2 separate regions of the Homo sapiens genome follow, and region 2 is linked to region 1. A link is an interaction called in ENCODE POLR2A ChIA-PET data of the cell type or tissue named here. Cell type or tissue: A673. All regions are shown on one strand. Links, peaks and the distances in the headings refer to the core of each region. The heading gives the core; the rest is flanking DNA.

Region 1 (8,337 bases), core at 333-8,332:
AGATAGTGGGTTTCACCTTGTTGGCCAGTATGGTCTCAATCTCCTGACCTCATGATCCACCCACCTTGGCCTCCCAAAGTGCTGGGATTACAGGTGTGAGTCACCGAGCCTGGCCCTTTGTTTTAAGATGTAGAATTTTAAACACTCAGTTTAGTAAGACTACATTTATCTAGAAATTAGTCTTTTATCAATCTCTGAGTACAATCCAGACTCAAAATAAACAAGATGTATTTTAATGTATTCCCTAAATTATTTATTTTTCTTGAGACAGATTCTAGGTCTGTCACCCTGGCTAGAGTGTAGTGGTGTGATCATAACTCACTGTAACCTTGAACTCTCGGGCTCAAGCAGTCTTACCCATTAGCCTCCTGAGTAGCTAGGACTACAGATGCATGCCACCACACCCAGCTAGATTTTTTTGTTTTTTGTAGAGGCAGAGTTTTGCAGTGTTGCCCAAGTTGGTCTCGAACTCCTGGCCTCAAGCGATCCTCTTGCCTCCTAAAGTGCTGGAATTACAGGTGTGAGCCACTGAGCCTGGCCCTAAAAACTGTGTGGTGCCTACTATGAAGGACTCTGATCTGACAATAAGCTTGTACTTTGCTATATAGAGGCGTCGTGAGTGGCAGCATTAGCTCTATGCCACGTATTTCTGGTACTGCCACTGGCTGGGCCAATTGGTGCCATTAACTTAGGGAATATGCAAGAAGGAGCAGATCTGAGAGGCATGATATTCCACCCTGTGACATGTGCTTGTAGGATATCTAAGTTAACGTGTCCAGTAGACATTTGTATGTTATGTCTGGGAGGTAAGGAGTAGAATCTAGTCTTGAGAAATAAAACTACTTGAAGTCATAGTGGCTTCAATGAGCATGGAGTGAGAAGACCTCCAAAAGCTAAGGAAGCTGGGCATGGTGGTGGGTGCCTGTAGTCCCAGCTACTGGGAGACTGGAGGCAGGAGGATTGCTTGAGCCCAGGAATTTGAGGTTGCATTGTGCACAGTTGCGCCTATGAATAGCCATTGCATTCCAGCCTGGGCAACATAGACAGTCTCTAAAAAAAAAAAAAAATTAAAAAATAAAAACTATAAGGAATATTAACATTTAAGGTGTAGACAGGATAGGAATCCAGCCAAGAAATTAAGAAGCAGTGGCTAGAGTGGTTGGGGGGATGGTGTAGAGAAAAAGAACATGGATTAGTTAAAATTTGTTTTGTCCCTTATTTGACTAAAGGCAAGTTTCTTTCATTCATTCATTCATTCAGAGACGGGGTCTCACTCTTTCCCCAAGGCTGGAGTGCAGTGACGCGATCGCTGCTGACTGCAACCTTCATCTCCCGAGTTCAAGTGATTCTCTCACCTCTGCGTCCCCAGTAGCTGGGATTTACATGCAGGCGCAACCACACCCAGCTAATTTTTGTATTGTTAGTAGAGACGGGGTTTCACCATGTTGGCCAGTCTGGTCTCAAACTCCTGACCTCAAGGGATCCACCTGCCTTGGCCTCCCACAGTGCTGGGATTACAGGTGTGAGCCACCATGCCCGGCCTAAAGGCTAGTTTTAAAGTCTCTCTGAACTTCTCTTTTAGATAGGGGCTGATAACCCCTACTTTGAAAAAATTGATTGAATTAAATGGAAAGATGTGAACTGTAGTACAGAGCCTGGACCATAGTAGATACTCAGATATTTGTTAAGAAGACTAAAAATCTTGGAGGTATCCTTGATGCCTCCTTCACTGGTATCTCACATTAGCAGATTCTTTTGGATTAACCTCCAGAATTTCCCTGCTTCTCATTATCTCCGCTGCTACCAGCCTGGTCCATGACACCATCATGTTGCCTGGATTATTGTAAGTTCTTAGCTGGCCTCCTTGCTTTCTTTCTTGTCCTCTACAACCCCTTCTTGACAAGGGGGCACCTATAATGATTCATTTAAAGTTGAATTCATATATGTCACTCTTCTACTCCTCTGCTTAGAGCCTTTAGTGGCTTTCAATCTCAGAAAGAACATGTAAGGCTCCGTGTCCTTACATGATATCCTGATGCTTTTTTCTTTTCTTTTTTTTTAAATTGAGACAGGGTTTTGCTATGCTGCTCACTCTGGCCTGGAATTCCTGGGTGCAAGCAGTCCTCCCACCTCAGCCTCCTAAGTAGCTAGGATTACAGATGTATACCACCGTACTGTGCCCCGGCTAAATCTGATACCTCTTTGCTTAGAGCTTCAACTCCTAACTTAGATTGTTTTGTTTACCCTGCAGCAATTCATCTTTGCTCTCTTTTGAACTTGCCAAGCACACTCCTGCCTCAGGACCTGTGCGCTTGTTGTTCTCTGGCTGTAGCCACTCTGCCTAGGTACTTAACTTGTGTGGCATATTCTCTCATTTCTTCCAGGTTTCTGCTCAGATAGCATTTTGTCAGTGAAGTCTTCCCTTTCTATCCTATAATAAAATAGCAACAGCTCCCCTCTTCCAGTTCAGATCTACCATTCTGCTTACCTGACTTCTACACAGTAATTAATATGACTTCTGATTAAGTTTTACTTGTTTTGTTAATTGGCCATCTCCTTTAGAATCTGAACTGCTGAGGGCAGGGATGTCTGCTCACCTCTATATCTCCCTAGGACAATGCCTGTACATTCTCAAATATTTGAAAGACAAAAATGATTTAATATCTGTTTCTAGTGATCTCTAAATCATAGACCACATTTAACAGTTCTGTATCTTAAATACAGTTCCTTGTATATAGTAGGTGCTTTATAAAAGTTGATGTTGCAGTGTGAAGTATTACACTAATTGCTTTACCAGTTTGGAAATCTGTACTTGATCATTACAGTGGACTCTTTATTTAGGAGCCCCAACAAACTTAAAGTTGGAGATGCAGTATATTTTTGTTTTGCTAATGCATTCATTCATTCGAATGTTTGAATAGTCCAGTATGTGCTAGATATTGGGGATATGGCAGCAAAGTTCTTATGAAATTTTATTCTAGTGGGAGAGACAGATGTATCAAATAAACACAATGTACTAGAATATAACTTCTAACATTTAGTAGCATAAGCAAGCATACATTAGAATAACCCTTAGTTTAGGGATTTTGTTTTTTTAACCTAAATGCAAAATTTGAGAAGCACATGGTAAGTAAATATTTCAGAAATTTGTTGGGGTAAAAATTGTGAGTACTTTGGTATTAAAATTATAATTACTCAACAAATTAAAAATGGAATTACCATACGATGCAGCAATCCCACTTCCAAGTATATATCCCAAAGAACTGAAAGCAAGGTTTTGAGATCTTTGCATACCCATGTTATAACAGCACTATTCACAATAGCCAAGAGGTGGAGACAACTTAACTGTCCATCGGTGGTTATCAGGAGCTGGGGGAGGGAAGGGGTGAAGGAGAGTTGTTTAATGGGTATGGAGTTTCATTCTGCAAGATGAAAAAGTTCTGGAGATACGTTTCACAACACTGAAAATTGCTACTGAACTGTACACTTAAAAATTGTTAGTGGTAAGTTTTAATAGCTTTGATGTGTTTTAAATTATGTGGGTTTTTTTTACCACAATAAAAATATTAAAAGATTGTCATAACTAGGTTGGGATTGCATAGCATAGTTCAGGCCATACCATCATGGTCATGTTCTAAGAACACATAATAATAGCTAGAATTGGAGGTAGAGGCAGATTACTTATAATGCCAGTCTTTTAAAATCCTCCTTAATTGGCAAGAGTCTGAAGAAGCTTGTTTGGATTTAGAATTTGTGAATTCGTGTGAATGCCATGAATTCTCTAATATGGAGGGGGAAAGAGAAGGAAATTATTGAACAACTGCTGTGTGCCTGGCACTGTGTGAAGTGCTTTTATATCTATTACTCTTTCATTTTGTTCTCACAGTAGTTCTTTTTTGTTTTTTTGTTTGTTTGTTTGTTTGTTTTTTCAGACGGAGTCTCGCTCTGTTGCCCAGGCTGGAGTGCAGTGGCACGATCTCGGCTCACTGCAAGCTCTGCCTCCCAGGTTCACGCCATTCTCCTGCCTCAGCCTCCCGAGTAGCTGGGACTACAGGCGCTCACCACCACATCTGGCTAATTTTTTGTATTTTTAGTAGAGATGGGGTTTCACCGTGTTAGCCAGGTCTCGATCTCCTGACCTCGTGATCTGCCCGCCTCGGCCTCCCAAAGTGCTGGGATTATAGGCATGAGCCAACGTGCCCGGCCTGTTCTCACAGTAGTTCTCTGAGGAAAATTGTATATCCTTATTTTGCCAGTGAGAAAATTTTGGATTAGAAACATTAGGTAATTTATCAAAGAAGGTTATGTAGCTAATAGTAAGTGGTAGAACCAGAATTGCTAATCCAGGTCTGTCAGACTCCAGAAACCATGTTCTTTCTATCACATTATGCCAGAGAAGCTGGAAATAGATATTTTCTTTTAAAAAAGTAAAACTTACTAGTTACAAAAACACAACAATAAAAAATCTGCTGGCCCGACTTAAATGTCTTTCAAGATGGCTACAGAGCTTCCATTTTGCTACTTGAAAAAAACTTTGTTGAAAAATAGCTTCTAGATGAGTGATTTCTTCAGTTACATGTAATTTTGGGAGTGGTTATAGACAGACTAGATGTAGTTTCTTTATATAAAATAACTTGATTTGCTTCTTTAAAAATATAGGTTGAAAGAGCTGATACTCAGTTGAAAATTTTTTTTTCCATTTATCTCTGTCTTTTTTTTTTTTTTTTTTTTTTTTTGTTCGTTTGTTTTTTGAGACAGGGTCTGGCTCTGTCACCTGGGCTGGATTGCAGTGGTGCCATCTCAGCTCACTGCAACCTCTGCCTCCCGGGCTCAAGCTATCCTCCCACCTCAGTGCCCCCAAGTTGCTTGGACCACAGGTGCACACCACCAGGTCCGGCTAATTTTTTGTGATTTTTATAGAGACGGGATTTTGCCATGTTGCCCAGGCTGGTGTTGAACTCCTGAGCTCAATTGATTTGCCCACCTGTGCCTCCCAAAGTGCTGGGATTACATGTGTGAGCCACTGTGCCCAGCCCTGTTTTCCTTTGAGAGACAGGGTCTTGCCCTGTCACCCAGACTAGAGAACAGTGGCACAGTAATAGGCCACCACAGCCGTGTTGGCTGCCCATGTAGCTAATATTACAGGTGCATGCCACCATGCCTGACTAATTAAAAAAAATTTTTTTTTTGGTAGAGACAGGGTCTTGTTAGGTTTCCCAGGCTGGTCTCGAACTCCTACCTTCCATTAATCCTCCTGCCTTGGCCTCCCAAAGGGCGGTAATTATAGGTGTGAGTCATTGTCCCCAGTCTTATTTTTCTCGCTTAACAGTAATTTTAAGTAGTCATCTCTCTTCACTTCATATCTGCTCCCCACCCCACCCCCCCTTGTTTTTGAGACAGAATGTCACGCTGTCACTCACGCTGGAGTACAGTGCTACGATTTCGGGTCACTGCAGCCTTGACCTCCTGGGCTCAAGTGCTCCTCCTGCCTCAGCCTCCAATGTAGCTGGCTAATTTTTTTTTATACAGGCAGGGCCTCAGTTTGTTGCCCAGGCTAAACATCATATGCTTTTAAAGGAACCTGCTGAAACAGCAAAGTCTCTTACCATGAACAGTTGATGGTTCTAGGAGCTTGGGGAAAAGGGGTGGAGTTGGGGTTTCTGTATGTGATGTCTTTTTTGGTTCAGAATAAATTTTTTTTGTGTGTGGTAAGTTACTATAGTAAGGGTAATTTCCCATAATAGGCAATAATATATACATCTGTTTTTGTTGGAATTATATTTAAACTTAAATTTTAAAAAGTAGTGCCTGTTAGTTTAAAAACATAGTAATAGATTGTATAGCATAGAAAATATAAATACTATAATCCTTCATTGCAGCCCATCCTCTGCTCCATAGCCTTAGTGTAATTTTGGTGGCAATACTTTTTCCAGTGGATCTATGTATTATGATGCTTTTATTTGGAAGTGACAGCCCATCCCCTCCTCCCCAAACAAACACAACTACAAAAGTGCTGCTGGGCATGGTGGCTCATGCCTGTAATCCCAGCACTTTGGGAGACTGAGGCAGGCAGATCATTTGAGGCCAGGAGTTTGAGACCAGCATGGTCAACCTGGTGAGACCCCAACTCTACTAAAAATACAAAAATAAGCTGGACCTGGTGGCGCATACCTGTAATCTCAGCTACTCGGGAGGCTGAGGCACGAGAATTGCTTGAACCACGGAGGTGGGGGTTGCAGTGAGCCGAGATCATGCTACTCCACTCCAGCCTGGGCAATAGAGCGAGACTCTGTCTCAAAAATAAATAAATAAATAAATAAATAAAGGAAAGGAAAAAAACCCTTCAAACTGGCTTAAACAACAACAAAAAGTTTAAAGAACTTTAACCTTCTAAAGAATTGCCACTTCTAGGGTTAGTTTGTTGAGCAACCTCAAGAATCTAAGTTATCTTGGCCAGGTGTGGTGGCTCATGCCTGTAATTCCAGCACTTTGGGAGGTTGCGGCAGGTGGATCACCTGAGGTCAGGAGTTCGAGACCAGCCTGGCCAACGTGGTGAAACCCTGTCTCTATTAAAAATACAAAAATTAGCCAGGCATGGTGGCAGGCGCCTATAATCCCGGCTGCTCGGGAGGCTGAGGCAGGAGGATGGCTTGAATGCAGGAGGCAGGGGTTGCCGTGAGCCGACATCACACCATTGCACTCCACCTTGGGCGACAAGAGTGAAACTCCATCTCAAAAAAAAAAAAAAGAATCAGGAATCTAGTTATTTTTAAAATCTAATGGTCAATCTATTAGACTGTCCTCCTCAGGCTCGCTTTCTTGTGTAGATAGCCTTGGCAGTTTTAGACTCCAGTCATGTTGGACAGATCGTCTGGGAGAAGAGGGACCATCTGTTCCTTATGTCCCTTTTCCCTTTCAGCTTTTTATTTTGAAAAGTTTCATACCTACTGATACTCTGGAAAAATTGTGCAATTGAACATATACCCTTCATGTAGATTTTCTCATTATTACCATTTTATTACATTTGCTCACTCACATTCTTTATGTGATTTTTTTTTTGCTAGACCATTTGAAAATTTGAAAAGTAAGCTACAGATGTTTTGACACTTCATCTCTAAATACTTTAGCATGTACCTCTTCAAAACAAGAACATTGTCTTACATAAGCACAGTATCATTACATGCAAGAAGTTTAATATTAGTAAATAACATATACTTTATAATCTTTATTCAAGCTTCCTCAACTTTTTTGCATTTTGGCAAGTGGTGGTTCTGGTAAGATGTCTAGAGTTCAATTCAGGATCATGCATTGAATTTAATTGCCTTGTCTCTTTATATTCCTTAATCTAGAACAGATCCAGTCGTTACATTGACATTTTTCGATGAGTCTTAATAGAATGTTTCACAATTTGTTTTCTCACCATTTTTTTTGGAGAGACAAGAGTCTCACTCTGTCGCCCAGGCTGGAGTGCAGTGGCGTGACCTCAGCTCGCTGCAACCTCTGCCTCCCGGGTTCAAATGAGTCTCCTGCTTCAGCTGCCCAAGCAGCTGGGACTACAGGTGTGTGCCATTATGCCTAGCTAATTTTTGTAATTTTTAGTAGATAATGGGATTTCACTATGTGTTGGCCAGGTTGGTGTCGAACTCCTGACCACAGCTGATCTGCCCGCCTTGGTGGTAATGTCTTTCTCAATTCATCCAGTAGGAGCTGCTTAATGTCCTTTTGTTCTATTTTTGGAGATAATAAATTTGAGCTTTTTGGTAGGATATAGCCTGCCATATTTCTTCATTGAAAGTACTCTTCCCCTTTGTAATTAATAAATAATAATGAGGTCCAAATCCTGTGATAAAGCCAAGGATGTATAAGCACAGAAGCTTTTGCTTTGGTGATTGCAGACGTTTATTTTTGCTTTAATGAATACAACTGTTTTTGAAAATAGTTTTTGTAGAGTGTTTGTTTTTGTATTTTGAGGTGGGGTCTCATTCTGCCACCCAGGCTGGGATGCATTTCTGCTCATTGCAACCTCCACTTCTGGGCTCAAGCAATCCTCCCACCTCAGCCTCCTGAGTAGCTGGGACTACAGGGGTGTGCCACCACGCCTGGCTAATTTTTTGGGAAAAAAAAATTTTTTTTTTCATTTTTTGTAGAGATGGGGTGTACACCATGTTGCCCAGGGTGGTCTCAAACTCCTGAGCTCAAGTGAACTGCCTGCTTTGGCCTCCCAAAATGCTGGGGTTACAGTGCTGGGAGCCACTGTGCACAGCCTGAAAATAGTTTTTAAATAAGTAAAAATGAACAAATTATTCAACAGATGAACAAATATTTCAACAAATTATG
Region 2 (8,337 bases), core at 20-8,019, 63 kb after region 1:
TTACTGCAGCCTCTACCTCCTGAGCTCAAGCTATCCTCCCAGCCTAGCCTCCCAGGTACCTAGGACCACAAGCGTGCTATATCATGTCTGGCTAATTTTTATTTTTGTGGTGATGGGGTCTTACTGTGTTGCCCTGGCTGGCCTCAAATTCTTGGGCTCAAGCAATCTTCCTGCATTGGCTTCCCAGAATGTTGGGATTATACACATGAGCCACTGTGCCCAGCAGGCTTACTTTCAAATATATTTTTGAGCTAGAATTATATTTATGCTCTGAAATGGTACACATGTATAAAGAATTATACCTATTTCCTCACTAGCCCCAGAATACTGATGTGAGTTGGCGTGGAGGTGTAGTAGGTTGTAAATTGGTGGTCTGATTGCTAAAGCTTTTTTAAAAAACAGGCTGAAAATATCTTAACACTTATAAATTTATATATAAGGTAATTTTCCCTTTTTTATACTTCATTGATCATTTATTTATTGGCTTCGGCTTCGTTCCATCAGCCTGCTTGCACCTAACTTACAGGTGTTCTTAGTAGAACAGTGACTTCTAAAGCTACAGATAATTTATCTTCTCTTTGAGTGGAGGTTCATGTTAGTGGCTCTGGTAACTTGCAGTGTTTAGGATGTGGGTAGATTATTACAGGTCACTGTGATAATTTGTCCATTTAGCAGCTGGGAGCTTTTAAAACCATGCTTCTGTACTTCTTTGGGATCATGGACCCCTTTGAGAAATTAGAATCTTACCAGAATGATGTACTTATACAACTTGCAAAGTTTTATGTGTGCTCCTTGGAATTATTGATGTCCCCGAAGTCCATCCTTAGATTCTGAGATCAAAATGCCTCTTACTTTTAGCACATGGCAGGATTTTAGGAGCACCTGGTATATTGCTGCTTATTACTGGATATTTGCCAAGTTGCCTTTGTTTTAGCAGTAACATAAATTAAGAGGCACTAAATTCAGATAAGACCATGGAATCCCTAAATAGGGAGTTTCTTTTTTTTTTTTCTTGAGACGGAGTCTCGCTCTGTTGCCCAGGCTGGAGTGCAGTGGTGCTATCTTGGCTCACTGCAAGCTCTACCTCCCGGGTTCACACCATTCTCCTGCCTCAGCCTCCTGAGTAGCTGGGACTACAGGGCGTCCATCAACACACCCAGCTAATTTTTTGTATTTTTAGTAGACACGAGGTTTCACTGTGTTAGCCAGGATGGTCTCAATCTCCTGACCTCGTGATCCGCCCGCCTCGGCCTCCCAAAATGCTGGGATTATAGGCATGAGCCACCGCATCCAGCCAGCGAGTTTCTTTATAGTATATTATAATTTTTTTTTTCCCGAGACAAAGTCTTGCTCTGTCACCCAGGCTGGAGTGCAGTGGTATCATCTCAGCTCACTGCAACCTCCACCTCCTGGGTTCAAGTGATTGTCCTGCCTCAGCCTCCCAAGTAGCTGAGATTACAGACGTGCATCGCCACACCCGGCTAATTTTAGTAATTTTAGTAGAGACAGGGTTTTGCCATATTGGCCAGGCTGGTCTCGAACCCCTGACCTCATGTGATCCACCCACCTCAGCCTCCCAAAGTGCTGGCTTTACAGGCGTGAGCCACCACATGCGGTATAATTTTTCTTTGTTAAGCTTGTGATTCTACTAAGGGTATCGTCCTTGCAACAAAAGAGTTGTTTCCTCCCTAATCCCACCTTTGTCTACCCCCTTTTAAACTGTCATTGACCCTTGAACTGCAGGTTCACTTACACATGGATATTTTTGTTTAAAGAGATGGGGACTCGCAGTGTTGCCCAGGCTGGTCTCAAACTCCAGGGGTCAAGTGATTCTTCCTTCTCAGCCTCCCAAGAAGCTGGGATTACAGGTGTGTGCCACCACACCCAGCTCTATAAACAGGTTTTTAAAAACAAATCTTTTGGAAAAAATGTTAGAGACTTGCAACAACTTGAAAAACTCACAGACAAGCCACATAACCTAGAAATATTGGGCGGGGGGGAAATTAAGAAAAAGTTAAGTATATTATGAATGTCTAAAGTATATGTAGATACTAGTCTATTTTATTACTACCATAAAACATACACAGATCTATTATTAAAAGTTTAAATTTATTAACACTCAAACACACAGAGCCCATACAAGGCACCTTTTGCATCAAGAGAAATGTAACAGAGATGCAGTATTAAATCATAATTGCATAAAAATAACTAATACATACTGTACTACTGTGATAATTTTGTAGCCACCTCCTGTTGCTATTTTGGTGAGCTCGTATGTTTCCAAGTGTCTGCTTAAAACACCATGTGATGTGGATCATCTCCCCGTGAACAGTTTGTGTCTCCAGTAAATCCCATATTGCAATCAAAAGAGGTCTTTTGTGGTTCTTGCGTGTTTTCATCGTGTCTAGTGCAATACCATAAACCTTGAATAACACCATCAGACCTATACAAAGTGCCACTAGTGATGCCAGAAGCAATCCTGAGAAACAGAAAAGTCATGACATTACAAGAAAAAATTGAATTGCTTAATATGTACTGTAGAATGAGGTCTGCAGCTGTGGTTGCCCGTTATTTCAAGATAAATTAATCCAGCATAAGGACCATTTTAAATAAAAGAAAATTTGTGAAGCCATCACTGCAGCCACAGCAGGAGGTGTGAAACCTTGCACTTTTTACAGAATACCTTTTTATCTCATGTTGAAAATGCAGCTCTTATGTGGGTACAGGATTGCTATAAGAAAGGCATACTTGTAGGCTGGGCGCGGTGGCTCACGCCTGTAATCCCAGCACTTTGGGAGGCCAAGGCGGGCAGATCACGAGGTCAGGAGATCGAGACCATCCTGGCTAACACGTTGAAACCCCGTCTCTACTGAAAATACAAAAAATTAGCCAGGCGTGGTGGCGGGCGCCTGTAGTCCCAGCCACTCGGGAGGCTGAGGCAGGAGAATGGTGTGAACCCGGGAGGCAGAGCTTGCAGTGAGCTGAGATCACACCACTGCACTCCAGCCTGGGCGACAGAGCGACTCTGTCTCAAAAAAAAAAACAAAAAAAAAGGGCATACTTGTAGACTATGATATTCAAGAAAAAGTGAAGTTATTATATGACAACTTAAAGCAAAACGGAAGAGAAGCTAGAGGAGTTAATGCCAGCAAAGAATGGTTTGATAATTTTAGAAAGAGGCTTGGCCTAAAAATGGCAGGCTAACAGGAGAAGCAGCTTCTGCTGACTAAGACACAGCAGACAAGTTCCTGGGCACCGCTGAACAAGTCTTTAATGCAGTTAAAAGTGTCCTATTCTCGGGGTGGCAGGGAGGGGGGCAGGCCACAAAGGACATGAGTGTTAGGAAAAGAAGAAAGCACAGGGAATTAAGGCAGGAAGGGATAGGCTAACTACTGTTCTGTGCAAATGCAATTGGGTTTATGATCAGGACTGACTGCCCTTACGTATAAAGTTGCTAACCCCCAAGACCTGAAGGGAAAAGTCTTTTGAAGCTGCCAGTTTTTTGATCATTCAACAAGAAGACCTGAACACTGAGAATCCTTTTTCTGGATTGGTTCCATCAATACTTTGTCCCTGAAATCAGGAAATACCTTGCCATTATGGGACAGCCCTTTAAAGTTCTTTTGATGTTGGACAGTGCCCCTGGCCACCCAGAACCCCATGAGTTTAACACCGAAAACATTGAAGTGGTCTACTTGCCCCCGAACACAGTCTCTAATTCAGCATCTAGATCAGGGGATCATGAGGACCTTTAAGGTTAATAACACACGGTACTCTAACCTCAATAGAACATCATGAAAATCTGGAGGAATTACACCGCTGAAGATGCCATCGTTATAGAAAAAGCCATGAAAGCCATCAAGCACAAAACAGTAACTTCCTGCTGGAGAAAACTGTGTACCGATGTTGAGCATGATTTCACAGGATTTGTAGCAGAGCCAGTCAAGGAATTTATGAAAGAGACTGTGGATAAGACAAGAGCTAATAGACATCAACCAGAGGAATCAACAGAAGATGATTTAATGAAGATGCCGGTGCTTCCAAACCAGCGTTGGACGATAAGGAAGAAGGCAAAGAAGTAGTGCCAGAAAACAAATTGACTGTAGACAATCTGGCAGAAGGGTTCTGATTATTCAAGACTGCTTTAGACTTACTGTACAACATGGACCATTGTGTGATACAGGCACTGAAACTGAAGCAAATGATGAAAGAAGGATTGGTTTTGTATAGAAATATTTTTAAAGAAATGAAAAAGCAAAAAAGAAATTACAATGTTTTTCCGTAAAGTTAAACTGAGTGTGCCTGCCTCCCCTTCCACCTTCTCTACCTCTTCTGCCTCTGCCTTCCCTGAGACAGCAAGACCAACCCCCTCCTCTTTCTCCTCCTCAGCCTACTCAATTTGAAGACATTGAGGATGAAGACCTTTATGATGATCCACTTCCACTTAATGAATAGTAAATATATTTTTCTTCCTTATGATTTTCTTAATAACATTTTCTTTTCTCTAACTTTATGGTAAGAATACAGTATAGAATACATATATAAAATATGTTAATCGACTGTTACTGATAATACTTCTGGTTAGCATCAGGCTGTTACTAATTAAGTGTTTGGGGAGTAAAAGTTATACATGGTATACCCTTACCCCCATTGTTCAAGGGTCAACTGTATGTTGTTTTAAATCAGCATATTTTATAACTTTCCTAGTTTTTTTTTTTCTTATAGCTACAGGAAATGAAGTAACCGCAGCCATTTGGCAGTTTTGTTGCTGTTGTTTTTCTTATTGTTGTTGTTGCTTTTTTTTTTTTTTTTTTTTTTTTTTTTGAGACAGGTTCTTGCTTTGTTGCCCTGGCTGGAGTGCAGTGGCAGTGATAATAGTTCACTCCAGCCTTGAGCTCTTGGGCTCAAGTGCTCCTCCTGCCTCAGCTTCTTAAAGTGTTGGGATTACAGGCATGAGCCCCCGTGCTCAGCCTATTGTTGTTTTTGAATACTTTTTAAAATTGTGGTGAAATACATACAACATGAAATTTTCATTTTAACTATTATTTTGGTGTATAGTTCAGTGGTGTTAAGTACATTCTACTGTTGTGCAACCGTCACCACCATCCATTTCCAGAACTTTTTCATCTTTCTGAACTCAAGCTTTGCATCCATTAAACAATGATTTCTGTCTCCCCCTTTCCCCATCTCCTGGCAACTGTCACCATTCTATTTTCTATGAATTTGACTGTTATAGGTACCTCATATAAGTGGAATCATATAGTATTTGTTCAATTTGTAAGTAATTTACTTCATTTAACATAAAGTTTTCAAGGTTCATCTACATTGTAGCATGTGTCAGAACTTGTTTATTTTTTGAGGCTGAATAATATTCCATTGTTTTTATATGCCATGTTCTGTTTATTCATTCACCCATTGTTGGATATGTGGGTTGTTTTCACCCTTTTACTATTGTGAATAATGTTGCTGTGAACACTGGTGTACAAATATCTGAGTCCCTGCTTTAAATTCTTCTGCGTGTATACCCATGAGTGGAATTGCTGGATCATATGATAATTCTGTGTGTAACCTTTTGAGGAATCACCAGACTTTTCCACAGTGATTGCACCATTTTACATTCCTACCAACAGTACACAAAGGTGTCGGTTTCTCCACATCCTCGCCAATATGTGTTTTCTGTTTTTTTAATAGTAGCCATACTAATGGGTATGTAGTGGTATCTCTCATTGTGGTTTTTGATTTGCATTTCCTAATCTTAGTGATATTGAGCATCTATTCATGTGCATATTGTTTGTTTGTATATCTTCTTTGAAGAAATGTCTATTCAAATCCTTTGCTTGCTTTTTTTTTTTTTTTTTTTTAAATTTTTTCCAGACAGGTTCTTGCTCTGTTCCCCAGGCTGGAGTACAGAGGCATGATGATCATGGCTCACTGCAGCCTCAACTTCCCAGGCTCAAGTGATTCTCCTACCACAGCCTCCTAAGTAGCTGGGACTACAGGCACACACCACCGTGCCTGGCTAATTTTTAAATTTTTTGTAGAGATGAGGTCTCACAGTGTTACTCAGGCTAGTCTCGAACTCCTGGGCTCAGGCAATTTTCCTGACAGCCTCCCAAAGTGCTGTCATTTTTTGTTGTTGTTAGGAGTTTTAGGTGTTTTTTATATATTCTAGGTATTATTCCCTTTCAAATACATGATTTACAAATATTTCCTCCTTTTTGTGGGTAGTCTTTTCATTCTCTTGATAGCGTCCTTTGTTGCACAGTAGTTTTTAACTTTGATGAAGTACAGTTTAACTACTTTTTCTTTTATTGCCTGTGCTTTTGGTATCATGTCAAAGAAACCATTGCCAAATCCAGTGTCCTGAAGCTTTTCCCTATGTTTTCTTCTAAGAGTTTTATAGTTTGAGGTCTTTGATCTAGTTCAAGTTAATTTTTTTATATGGTTTAAAATAAGGATCCAGCTTCATTGTTTTGCATGTGGATATCTGGTTTTCCTAGTGCTATTTATTGAAAAGACTGTCCTTTCCCTATTGACTGATTTTGGCATCCTTGTCGAGGGTCATTTGACTAAGTATGTGAGGATTTATTTCTGGGCTCTCTATTCCATTCCATTAGTCTGTGTATCTGTCTTTATGCCAGTTCCACACTTTTTGATTTGCAGTAAGTTCTGAAATTTGACTCCCCCAGCTAATATTATTTTGGCTGGGCTCAGTGGCTCATGCCTGTAATCCTAGCTCTTTGGGAGGCCGATGGGGGTGGATCACTTGAGGCCAGGAGTTCGCGATCAGCCTGGCCAACATGGCAAAACCCCCCATCTCTACCAGAAAACTACAAAAATTAGCTGGCATGGTAGTACACACACCTGTAGTCCCAGCTACTCACAGCTACTCAAGAGGCTAAGGCAGGAGAATCGCTTGAACTCGGGAGGCGAAAGTTGCAGGAAGCCCAGATCACACCACTGCACTCCAGCCTGGGCAACAGAGCAAGGCTCTGTCTCAAAAAGAGAGATTCTTTTGATGTTAGATTCCATATGAATTTTTGGATAGATCTTTCTATTTCTGCAAAAATTGTCATTGGGATCTTAAGGGGACAACCACTTGTTTTTAACTGATTTTTCTGCATGGACCTCCTTGTGCCATAGCAGCACAGCTATTTGAGAGTTTAAGGCTCTATAAAATGTTTAATTAAGGCTTCTATAGGGTAGTATGCATTATAAAATCTGAAATGATCCAGCCTGGATTTAGATTATGCAAGTTTCTTTGCTTGTATCTTCTCTTTTGGTAAGAAAGAACATACCTAGAAAGTAGACAGCCTCCTTTAGGGAGGAAATAGTATTTGACATGGATATGTCTTGGGAATTGCGTTTCTTTTGCTAGGTAATCTAAGAATTTGTGTAGGCTTTTAGTATGGAGTAGTTTTAGGGTGACTGCTTTAAAACTTCAAAGCTATAGAAATGACCCTCTAAATTGAGAGAATAAAGTCACTTTTAAAGACTGTTAAGCCGTAATTCATGGTAGTATGTAAAAGTAAAATTTTATTTCATTTTAGCATGCCAATGAAGATGTGGAAAGAATGTTACTAGGAAACAAGTGTGATATGGACGACAAAAGAGTTGTACCTAAAGGAAAAGGAGAACAGGTAAAAATCTGAATTAAACTGATACTCTGCTCTGTCTTTGTAAAGGTAATGCTACTTTTGATTATTTTTATAGTAATAGTGATCGAACACACTAAGCTAATTACATAGTTTTTAAAATGCTTGTTGGAAATAATATTTTATCATTTGAGTGAATTTTTTTTCAGTGCATATTTAACATGTATGGGAGAATCAAATGTGCCCATAGTATTTTTAGCCTTATTTAAACTACAAAGAGAGAAAAATATAAGTCATTAATCCTCGGTTTTTAAACTTAGGACTTTAAGGAAATGTATCAATTAGTATGGTTCTAAAATGTGACAATCAGGAGCCTATGGTGAGCAGAAATTAGACCCTGAGGAGTCAGGTTGAGCTTCTCATAAGTTTGCCCCCAGTGTGAAGTATCTGACTTAGAATATCTGAAATAAACTTTTGGGGTAAGGAGATTACTTTTCTTTTGTTTGTTTTATGAAAGAGCTTGACTTGCTGAAATATTCTGTGTTATATATTCTAGTTGGGACCACTGCCTTCAGAATAAGATTAATATTTAAGCTGTTAAAGTCAGCAGTTGGCAACCCATGCTTGATAATTTTATGATGATATTTTGTTTCTGTTTTAGATTGCAAGGGAGCATGGTATTAGGTTTTTTGAGACTAGTGCAAAAGCAAATATAAACATCGAAAAGGCGTTCCTCACGTTA

Evidence for each region. ChIA-PET counts read pairs that join two places held together with the same protein. Peaks named below come from ENCODE experiments on the same cell type or tissue, not always from the same donor. Only the 100,000 strongest peaks of a DNase experiment are listed, where the experiment ranks them.
Region 2: POLR2A ChIA-PET joins it to region 1 with 11 read pairs; 4 of 35 experiments call an interaction of 5 or more read pairs at or near these places.

Annotation. Positions count from the first base shown.
Region 1 is chr2:26,056,382-26,064,718 of GRCh38, forward strand. The region is part of intron 1 of RAB10 (RAB10, member RAS oncogene family); the gene reads left to right. It overlaps LOC105374333 (a long non-coding RNA gene), which reads left to right and starts at 4,130. Exons shown (of 2, transcript XR_939851.3): 1 at 4,130-8,337. In A673, for the core only: a CTCF peak has its summit at 3,331; no DNase peak of the experiment used is centred there.
Region 2 is chr2:26,119,594-26,127,930 of GRCh38, forward strand. RAB10 (RAB10, member RAS oncogene family) reads left to right here. Exons shown (of 6, transcript NM_016131.5): 4 at 7,551-7,640; 5 at 8,257-8,337. Among named protein-coding and RNA genes, the nearest start is that of GAREM2, 49 kb to the right of the region's middle. In A673, for the core only: no CTCF peak of the experiment used is centred there; no DNase peak of the experiment used is centred there.